Regions from separate parts of the Homo sapiens genome. Here region 2 is linked to region 1. Evidence: chromatin contacts called from ENCODE POLR2A ChIA-PET data. All regions are on one chromosome and are shown on one strand. The core of a region is the stretch at or near the end of the contact, and the rest is flanking DNA. Distances in the headings are between cores, read along the strand shown.

Region 1 (5,282 bases), core at 751-3,250:
TGAAGAAGCCAGTCTGTTTGCTAGAAGACATGGTTCCACCCTAGGGAACTCGAAGAGGATACAAACTAGACCAGTGTCCCAGCAGAGGGATGGAATGGTGGGGAAAATTACTCCCTTTTTATCTTTCAGCCTTAGAAGTAGGAAGAGGTTCTACTCTCTACAAATTAGAGACTAAGTTAGTTGCCCAGGCACTTAAGAGAAGTATATTGTTCACAAAGATAAACAATGCAAAATTCCATCAAAATGCTGGGAGACCAATGAAATGGTTGTAAAACGGATTCCCTAGGTATCTGACAGCTTTGGAGTAGGGAAGATGAGAGTAGGTCTATTGGAGAGAGTTGGTTTTCTAGGCACCAGGAGGGTCAAGGGCCAAGTTATTTGGATCCTTGAAAATGAATTTTAGATCTACTCTCACACCCGCATCTTCATGCCTCACATCCTGGAAGAGAGATATGGAGAAGTCAAACAGTTGGTTACTCAAAATTGTCCATTTTCAGGAGAGGGAGGAAAGATGTGGAACTGAGTCAGGCTAGAAACAGAACTGGCTGTAGAGGCCTGGAAAGGGCTGGGAAAGGCTGGCACTTCCACCAAAATCCCCTGATGGAGGGTGACGAGTAGGACAGACAAAAAAGTCGCCCGGCAGTGGATGCTCTCAATCTGTGCATGGAAAGGAAGGAGTCACTGGGTAACCGGGAGCCAAGAACAGCATTATCCTGATGTCTTTCCTTAAGGCAACCTCTATCCTGGGGCAAAGAGAAGGAACTTGGGGAGTTCCATCAAGTAGGTATAGTAAGCAAGGGTGTGGTGTGGTGGGGCAGGGGATGCTATACTATAGTTTAGCATTAATTATGTTTGGTTAGAAACATTGTTCTGTTGGCCTTTCTGTGTCCTGTTGAAAACATTGTTTATCACAGCCTAACTGCTGGCAGAGTTTCTCAAGCCCTGATTAGAATGCGGCTTCTAGGGGAAGGGAGGGTTAGGAGACTTCAATTCTATGGGACAATCACTCTGAGAATTGAAAATGCCACCCAGAGATAATAAAAGCCAGTTAAAGCTCACCAACCAAAGAAAAGACCACAGGTCTTACCTACAGAAAATAGTTGCATGACTGTACTTGCTGTAGTGAGGAGGAACTGGTCATGGGATATCTCAGAAACATGGAGCAAGGAGGGGCTTTTTTTTTTTTTTTCCCGAGACGGAGTCCCTCTGTTGCCCAGTCTGGAGTGCAGTGGCGTGATCTCAGTTCACTGCAACCTCCGCCTCCCAGGTTCAAACAATTCTCCTGCCTCAGCCTCCCGAGTAGCTGGGATTACAGGTGCATGCCACCACGCCCAGCTAATTTTTGTATTTTTCGTAGTGACAGGATTTCACCATGTGGTCAGGCTGGTCTCAAACTCCTGACCTCAAGTGATCTGCCCGCCTTGGCCTCCCAAAGTGCTGAGATAACAGGCGTGAGCCACCGTGCCCAGCCAGGGAGGGGCTTTTTATAGGGTTTGGCCTTTGTTCGGTGATTCTAAGAAGGAATGGTTAGTCTTTTTTTTTCCAACTACGGTACAGCATTAATTATGTTTGGTTAGAAACATTGTTCTGTTGGCCTTTCTGTGTCCTGTCGAAAACATTGTTTATCACAGTCTGACTGCTGGCAGAGTTTCTCAAGCTCTGATTAGAATTAAGGGTCCTGTTTGGGGAAAGTAACTGCATAGAAGGCCATAGAAAAGGCTCAGTAGGACTGTAGTTCCAGAGGAGCACTCTGTGAAAATTTCAACCACAGCAGAGGAAAATGGGGACTTCGACTTGTATGGAGATAGGAGGCTGCTCGGCCGCTGTGAAAAATCTAAGGGGAGCCCTGCATCAGATATCCAGAAGCTGTTTCCTGCATTTCCAAGGATGCTGTGCCCTGTAAGAAGATTTAGAGATGTGTGAGAGACGTAGGGACGTGAGGAGAGAACAGCAAAATTATATAAAGTGTAAGATATTGTGTACTTCCCCTTCCTGTTGTGGTTGGCTTTGAGCTAGAACACCTTGAGGATTTGGCTTTGAGTTACAAGCAGTTAGTTTCTCTTAGGCTAGCAAAGCTGGAGACAATACACAAGTGTATACTTCCTTTTCTTCTGAAAAAGCAACAAGGTTGGATAGATTTAGTTTTGCACATGTGAGGCAAAAACATTCTCTAAAATGAAAAGGGTTGACATAACAGGGAATCTAAAATGTTCAGTGTTTGTGTGTGTGTGTGTGTGTGTGTGTGTGTGTGTGTGTTTACTTCTTTATTCTTTTTTGAGAAGCTTTCTTTTTTTTTTTTTTTTTTTTTTAGGTTTACATCACCGGAACAGGAGGAGGGACACACCCAACAGCTGTAGAAGCAGGAAATATCTAATACAAAACTAAAGTACAAAAACATGAAAACAGAGTCTTTGCGCATATTTTGTTCCTGCTGACTGCCTTGAAAAAGTCTACATTTCCTATACATATGATTGGGAATGGGGAGGGCTTGGTTCTCCTTGTGCAACATATTCAGCATGATTTAGGCAGTTTTATCTCTGCAAATTTATTGTTTCCTTTGGAGAAGTATTCATTTTCTAAATCACATCTCAGAAGTATCAAGAGTTATGTACCACAGGACAGCAGGGGGCAATTATAGAAGTCAGATTCACGTCAAGCCAGAGTACATTCTGTGAGGAGGAACTGACCCAGGCTTGGCAAGTGTCAGCTTGAATTAACCTTTTTTTTTTTTTTTTTTTTTGCCAGGAGTCTCCCTCTGTCGCCCAGGCTGGAGTGCAATGGCACAATCTCAGCTCACTGCAACCTCCACTTCCCCAGTTCAAGTGATTCTCCTGCCTCAGCCTCCCGAGTAGCTGGCATTACGGGTGCGTGCCACCACGCCCACCTAATTTTTGTATTTTTAGTTGAGACAGGGTTTCGCCATGTTGGCCAGACTGGTCTCAAACTCCTGACCTCAAGTGATCTGCCCGCCTCAGCCTCCCGAAGTGCTGAGATTACAGGCGTGAGCCATCGTGCCCGGACTTAAATTAACTATTAATAGGGATATTTAGAACTGAAAAATACACATTTTGAGGAATGTGACAAAAAGTGTCCTTATTTTTCATAATTGATATGGTTATGGATGGCTAATGACCTGTGTGCTATAGGATCTGTGTATCTTGTGTGGGGATGCTGCATTCTAACTCTAGAACCGGCCAATTGCCTTGTAAGGGGAGGATGAGTAATATAGTTTTAGAGAAGAGATTATTTCTCTCTAAAGAAAGTGAAACTTAGATAAGAAACAGAAATTTAGCCCGGGCGTGGTGGCTCACACCTGTAATCCCAGCACTTTGGGAGGCCGAGGCAGGTGGATCACGAGGTCAGGAGATAAAGACCATCCTGGCTAACACGGTGAAACCCCGTCTCTACTAAAAATACAAAAATTAGCCGGGCGTGGTGGCGGGCGCCTGTAGTCCCAGCTACTCCGGAGGCTGAGGCAGGAGAATGGCGTGAACCCGGGAGGCGGAGCTTGCAGTGAGCCGAGATGGAGCCACTGCACTCCAGCCTGGGCGACAGAGCGAGACTCCGTCTAAAAAAAAAAAAACAGAGAGCGAGAGACTATGTTTTTAGAACAGTTTTAGGTTCACAGCAAAATGGAAAGAAAGGTACCTCCTGCCCCCACACATGCCAGCTCCCTGGTTTTCAACATTGCCCACCAGAGAGCAGCATGTGTTACAATGAGGGAATCTATGCAGATACATCATAACCACGGAATGTCCGTAGTTTACATAAGGGTTCACTCTTCATGTTGCACATTCTTTGGGTTTGGACAAATGTATAAGTGACATGTATTCACCACTATGGTATCAGACAGAATAATTTAACTGCCCTAAAAATCCTCTGTGTTTTGCCTGCCCATCCCTCCTCTTCGCAGCCCTTGGGCAACCACTGATCATTTTCCTGTCTCCATAGTTTTGCCTTTTCCAGAAATGTCATATACTTGACATCATTCAGTATGTAGCCTTTTCAGATTGGCTTCAATATATTCTTTTCTATATCCATCACCTTTTTTGTCCCATTTGGTTCAGTGTTTCTCAAAATGTGGTGTTTGAACTATCTCTGTCAGAACCACATGAAAGTTGTTAAAAATATACATTCTCAGTCTCATATTTGACTGATTCAAAATATTAATATCTGGGTGTGGAACCTAGGAATTTGTATTTTAAACACACAGTACAGGTTATTCTTACACATACTATAGTCTGAACACCAGCAAAGTCTCTACTATGCTGCCAGGAATTAAGGTGGGGACGTATGTTCATAAAAGGTGATAGTGGCCGGGCGTGGTGGCTCAGTCCTGTAATCCCAGCACTTTGGGAAGCCGAGGCAAATGCATCGGCCTCCTGACCTGAGGTCAGGAGTTCGAGATTAGCCTGGGCAACATGGCAAAATCCTGTCTCTACAAAAAATACAAAAATTAGCCAGGCATAGTGGTGGGCACCTGTAGTTCCGGCTACTAGGGAGGCTGAGGTGAGAGAATCTCCTGAGCTCAGGGAGGTGGAGGCTGCAGTGAGCTGTGATTGCACCGCTATACTCCAGCCTGGGCGACAGAGTGAGATCCTCTCCCAACCACAAAAAAAAAAGTAATAGGATTTACCAAAAAGGAGCTGGCAGTGATAGCAATAGAAAGGGACCCCAAAGGGAAGATCGGGGCTTCAAAGTCTAGCTATTCTACAGAGCCCATGTGTAACATGTGTAAATTCCCCATCTATTGCCAATTGTATAGTTTTAATTTGATTGATATTGCAGGAGCTAGCGATTTCCTGCAGACTTTGACTCTTTCTCTCTGGAGAAGCCTAGAAATACCTTATGTATTATTTGACAACAGATGAAGCCTGAGGTTTTCATCTTGGACTACCGTTAAATCCTTACGAAAGTGACCTTCTTTGAACTAGACAATACCTCCTGTAACCATTTTAGTAGGATCTCCCTTGAGTTTCAGTTCTACCTTCTCCAAGTTCTACAAAGACTCCTCATCAGTATTTCATGTGGAACCCAAATGAAAGGTTGGGAATTGCTGATCAGTCTGCTGTGTGGCCTAATGAGGCCTGGACACCTGAGTGATGACACAGACACACAGGAGCCCCAATAATAATTTATACTTGCTCTTTGTCACACATGCGTGCCATGCACACCCTACTCTATGTCTCTGTATGGTCAGTCCCTCCTTCCCTCTCTCTTTTCCTTCCCTCCATATGCCTTATGCCATTGCTAATCTCCTATAGAAGCAAAACTCACGCTTT
Region 2 (5,282 bases), core at 1,113-3,612, about 29 Mb after region 1:
CAGACTGGACTGAATAAGAAGTGAATAATTAAGAAATGATGACAAAATGTAGAGGATCAGATCAAGAGATTTGGCCTTGAAGCGGATATGGGGCAGGAGTTGAGGCATAAGTGGGATGAAAGGGAGGTTTTTGTTTTCCTTTTGAAGATGGGAATAACTACCTTTTCATCTTATTTCCCCCCCCCCACCGCCTGCCCCCCACCACCCATGCTCCAGCTCCATAGGTCTTTCCTTTCTTTGGTTCTGCCTCATTCACTGTTCCCAGTCCACGCTTTTTCCTAAATCTTTGAATGGCTCACTTCTTTTCATTATTCATGGCTCTGCTCAAATGTCACTTCATCCAAAAATTCTTCTCTGAGCTTATTCTTCTCCTCATTGCCATTTACTGTTTTATCTTCTTCATGGCTCTGATTATCTGAAATGATTTTGTTCATTTGTTTATGGATTGATTACATGTATCTTCCTTTTGTTTGTTGTTTGTTTTTGAGACAGAGTCTCGCTCTGTTACCCACGATGGAGTGTAGTGGCATGGTCTCGGCTCACTGCAACCTCCACCTCTTGGGTGCAAGTGGTTCTCCTGCCTCAGCCTCCCAAGTAGCTGGGACTACACGCATGTGCCACCACACCTGGCTAATTTTTGTATTTTTAGTACAAAAATTTTTACTAAAGAAATGTATTTCTAGTAGAGACGGGGTTTCACTATGTTGGCCAGGCTGGTCTTGAACTCCTGACCTTGTGATCCACCTGCCTCGGCCTCCCAAATTGCTGGGATTTCAGGCGTGAGCCACTGCACCCAGCCTGTTTTGGTTTTTTGAGACAGGGTCTCCCTCTGTTGCCCAGGCTGGAGTGCAGTGGCATGATCTCGGCTCACTGCAGCCTCCACCTTTCCGGTTCAAGCGATTCTTGTGCCTCAGCCTCCCAAGTAGCTCACACCCAGCTAAGTTTTGTATTTTTAGTAGAGACAGGGTTTCACCATGTTGGCCAGGCTGGTCTCAAACTCCTGACCTCAGGTGATCTGTCCTTCTTGCCTCCCAAAGTGCTGGGATTACAGGCGTGAGCCACTGCCCCGGCTTGGTTTGTTTTTTGAGACATGGTCTCACTCTGTCGCACAGGACGGAGTGCAGTAGTGTGATCTTGGCTCCCGTGCTCAAGTGATCCTCCCACCTCAGCCTCCCAAAGTGCTGAAATTACAGGCGTGAGCCACGGTACCCGGCCTATATCTCCTAATTAAAAGTAAAGCCTGGGTGAAGTTTATGGCCTGCTAAATACGTACATGTATTATATGCGTTATTATATCCCATGTGTTATATTATATATTATTGTATATGTGTATTATATACTATGTACTATTCTTACAACTGTATGTGAATCTATAATTATCTCAAAGTTTTGTTTTTGTTTTTTAAAGTAAGTTCTGTGAGAACTGGGATTTTGTTTGCTTGTTGACGATTGTGTCTTCATCACTAGAACCGAGTCTGGCGTGCAGTGGGCACTAAATAAGTCTTCGTAAAAAGTGTAAATTAACGCCCGGCTAATTTTTGTATTATTAGCAGCGACGGGGTTTCACCATGTTGGCCAGGCTGGTCTCGAACTCCTGCCCTCAAGCAGGAGTTTCAAGCCCGCCTCGGCCTCCCAAAGTGTTGGAATTACAGGCGTGGGCCACCGCGCCTGGCTGATCATGTTTAAAGGGCGGGGTGGGGAGCGTACAAACAACAGAGGAAATCCTGAGCCGCAGAGGAAACTGGAGATGGCAGGGTTTAGCACTAGAATCTCTGTAGGAGAGGTAAGATTGGAATCCTAATCTCCAGGACTCTTTCCACTACCCAGGCTATCTCTCCATTAATGGACTATTGATTGGATGACAGAGTAGCGATAGCACCGTCTTAGGAGACGCCCAATCATAGGTCATAGGTCATTTTTGCAGCTTATTGTGATGACAACAGTGGAGGATGGTCTTCCACTTCACCTTAAAAGCGGCTGTTCTCTGATTATCATTAAGCATGGCCACGCCCGCACTTAACTTCTGACAGTGGGGAAAGCAGCTGTGTGTGATAGCTTGGAAGGTTTACTGCTGCCTCAAGTCCTCTTCTCTGCAGTTGAGGTTTCAGGTTTCAATCCTCCCAATACCACAAGACAGAGCACGGGGCGGCTGCCGCCTCCGCCTCCGCGCCTTAACCTAGGCGGCTTGCCGAAGATCTCAGCCCCGCGGCCGCGCGCTCGCCCTGCCCTAGACCAGGGTTGGGCGCAGCGGCGGAGGTGGCTTCTGGGCTGCGCGAGCTGGGAGAGCTGGGAGGCGGCGATCGCAGCTGGGCCGGGACTTCCTTCCTCCACCGCACGGCAACAAAACAACCCTGCGGCAGGCACTGAGTGCTTCGCAGCTGTCTGGGCGAGAGGCACAGCGATGGGCTCCGTGCTGAGCACCGACAGCGGCAAATCGGCGCCCGCCTCTGCCACCGCGCGGGCCCTGGAGCGCAGGAGGGACCCGGAGTTGCCCGTCACGTCCTTCGACTGCGCCGTGTGCCTTGAGGTGTTACACCAGCCTGTCCGGACCCGCTGTGGCCACGTGTAAGTTCCAGGGGAGCTCGGTTTGCGCCCACCCCTAAGGAGGGCGATGTGGGGAAGCTGAGGGCATGGTGTGGGGAAGGAGGGGGACGGAAGACAGCCTCTTAGGAAATTGCTGCAGGGAGAAACCTGGACCCGTCGGATGCAGGACCACGGGGAAAACGCGGGTCGGAAGGTGACACAGGATTTCGGGAGGAGAAAAAATAAACAAGCGGGTCCTGTAGCCCCCTTGCGCTTTCAGCTCCCGAAGCCCAGGTGCGGAACTCCAGAGAAGGGGATCCAGGCACGGGTCCCGCCCAGAGCCAGGGCTCGCCAACTGGGGAGGGTGCTCTTGGCTGGAGAACCAGCGCTCGCCCAGGCACGGAAAGGAAACGAGCTCCAGCTACAAGGCAGGGGCTCCCGCAAAGCGCAGTTACCCCGCTGAACACGGTAGAACGGGCTGCGCTTCCCTCTGCCCCAGAAACCCGGGTCCGTTTTGTTTTGCTGGAGCTGTGCACGTGTTCCCAGAATGCCCACAGAGGCTCGTCTTAAGCAAACAAGGATCTGTGCAAAGTGTCTTTCCACCCCCACCCCTGCTACCCTTTCCCAACACAGACACCCAGCCCCTCAAAGGGCAAGTCAAACTGGAGCTTCCGAGTGACTTTCCACAGTTGTTAGAGTTTAACAACCTGCTAGGGTGGGGCTTGGACGTTAGCCGCCAAGCCCCTGAATGTACTCCTTCAAAACCCAGCCACAACGTAACAGGAGGTGGCAGGCTACCTGCTTTACGCACGGTCTCTCCAAACCGGCGGAAATTACAGAGTAAAATAACTTTCTCAAAACCGCATAGTACTTAGCTAAAACTCACAGTTGGTGCAAAGCCGTGGTCGTTTCTAAGAAGAATTTAAAAACAAAGTCCCTATATAAAATTGGCACATCCTTAATGTGTGTTTGAATAACTGGTGGAGTTGGAGCTGTGAATTTGTGCTCTCTGTTTACTGTGTGTGTGTGTGTGTGTGTGTGTGTGTGTTTGAGAGAGAGAGAGAGAGACGTAGTCTGGCTCTGTCGCCCAGGCTGGAGTGCGGTGGTGCTATCTCGGCTCACTGCAACCTCCGCCCACTGCAACCTCCGCCTCCCAGGCTCAAGTGAGTCTCCTGCCTCAGCCTCCCGAGTTGCTGGGATTACAGGCGCCCACCCCCACACCCGGCTAGTTTTTGAATTTTGAGTAGAGATGGGGTTTCACCATGTTGGCCAGGCTGGTCTTGAACTCCTGACCTCAATTGATCCACCCACCTCGGCCTCCCAAAGTGCTGGGATTAAAGGTGTGAGCCACTGCACCCAGCCTTCTCTCTTTGCTTTGATTTTTTTTCGTGGATACGTGTGTGTGTGTTGTGTCTGCACAGATCAGGAGCGGAAGCCTACTTAATGTCCTTTGAAGGGTGACTATAGTATGATGAAGCCATGTGTGATACCACAGTGGCTTGTACCAGCATTTGGCTTAGCAGGAAGAAAGAAATACCGTTATTATGAATGCAAGTGCACAACATGTTTTTGAGGACCACTTTTGAAAGGATTTAGGTAGTCCTTAAAAACATGTTGTGCACTTGCAGTCAAAAGTTTTGACGCCCGGCGTGGTGGCTCACACCTGTAATCCTAGCACTTTGGGAAGCCGAGGTGGATGGATCACCTGAGGTCAGGAGTTCGAGACCAGCCTGGCCGACATGGTGAAACCTCGTCTCTACTAAAAATACAAAAATTAGCCAGGTGTGGTGACCCGTGCCTGTAATCCCAGCTACCTGGGAGGCTGAGGCAGGAGAACTGCTTGAACCTGGGAGGCAGAGGTTGCAGTGAGCTGAGATGGCATCATTGCACTCTAGCCCGGGCAACAGAGCAAAACTCAGTCTCAAAAAAAAGAAAGAAAAAAAAGAAAGTTTTGAAAGGACTTAGGTAATCCTTAATACCTATAGCCTTGTATCTGAAAAGCAGTTTTCACTACTGCCCGTCTGTGAGCCAGGGACAAAAGTGTGCAGCCTGCACAATGTATAAATAAAGAGTGCTTTGGGCATTATTTCGTAGCTGTGTTTTCTTTTCTTTTGAGATGGAGTCTTGCTGTGTTGCCCAGGCTGGAGTGCAGTGGCACGATCTTGGCTCACTGCAAGCTCCGCCTCCCGGGTTCACGCCATTCTCCTGCCTCAGCCTCCCGAGTAGCTGGGACTACAGGTGCCGCCACCACGCCCGGCTAATTTTTTTGTATATTTAGTAGAGACGGGGTTTCACCGTGTTAGCCAGGATGGTCTTGATCTCCTGACCTCGTGATCTGCCCGCCTCGGCCTCCCAAAGTGCTGGGATTACAGGCGTGAGCCATGGAGCCCGGCCGTAGCTGTATTTTCAAGGCCTGTTGTTTCAGCTTTGTTCTTAAAACTCGAGGCTTAAATTTACCCTCCTTTCTATTACTGATGTTGTTGCTCAGCTGTCCAGATGTAGCTTATTAACATAATATCCACAGGCCAGTCTGGAAGCCAAGATGGGCTGTGTGAGTCATAAAATATATTGATTATTTTAGGGCAATAACAGCCTAAAGATATCTCCATTTAAATTGAGTCATTATTAGCATTAAAACTTTAAAGTTGTGCAAAACATAAACAGTGGGCGTTTTGAAGATTCTTTTTGGAACAGACCGCTTTGCTATTCAATGATCTGACTGGAGATTGTTTTCTCGGTTTGGACTTTGAATATTATAA

Evidence for each region. ChIA-PET counts read pairs that join two places held with the same protein, here RNA polymerase II (POLR2A).
Region 2: POLR2A ChIA-PET joins it to region 1 with 18 read pairs in T-cell. The contact joins the promoter of RNF125 here to the enhancer-like site in region 1. POLR2A ChIA-PET finds 5 or more read pairs at or near these places in 3 of 52 experiments (T-cell, activated B cell and naive thymus-derived CD8-positive, alpha-beta T cell).

Annotation. Positions count from the first base shown.
Region 1 is chr18:2,634,816-2,640,097 of GRCh38, forward strand. No RefSeq gene overlaps it. Among named protein-coding and RNA genes, the nearest start is that of SMCHD1, 18 kb to the right of the region's middle. RefSeq lists enhancers at 1,701-1,880, 2,471-2,520. Within about 2 kb of position 2,001, at least 15 of the 41 ENCODE cell types and tissues checked have a DNase peak (open chromatin) inside an H3K27ac peak, as active enhancers do.
Region 2 is chr18:32,016,463-32,021,744 of GRCh38, forward strand. RNF125 (ring finger protein 125) reads left to right here and starts at 2,363. Exons shown (of 6, transcript NM_017831.4): 1 at 2,363-2,565. The coding sequence starts at 2,402. RefSeq lists enhancers at 1,685-2,557, 1,964-2,258, 2,558-3,430, 3,075-3,124 and a silencer at 1,964-2,258.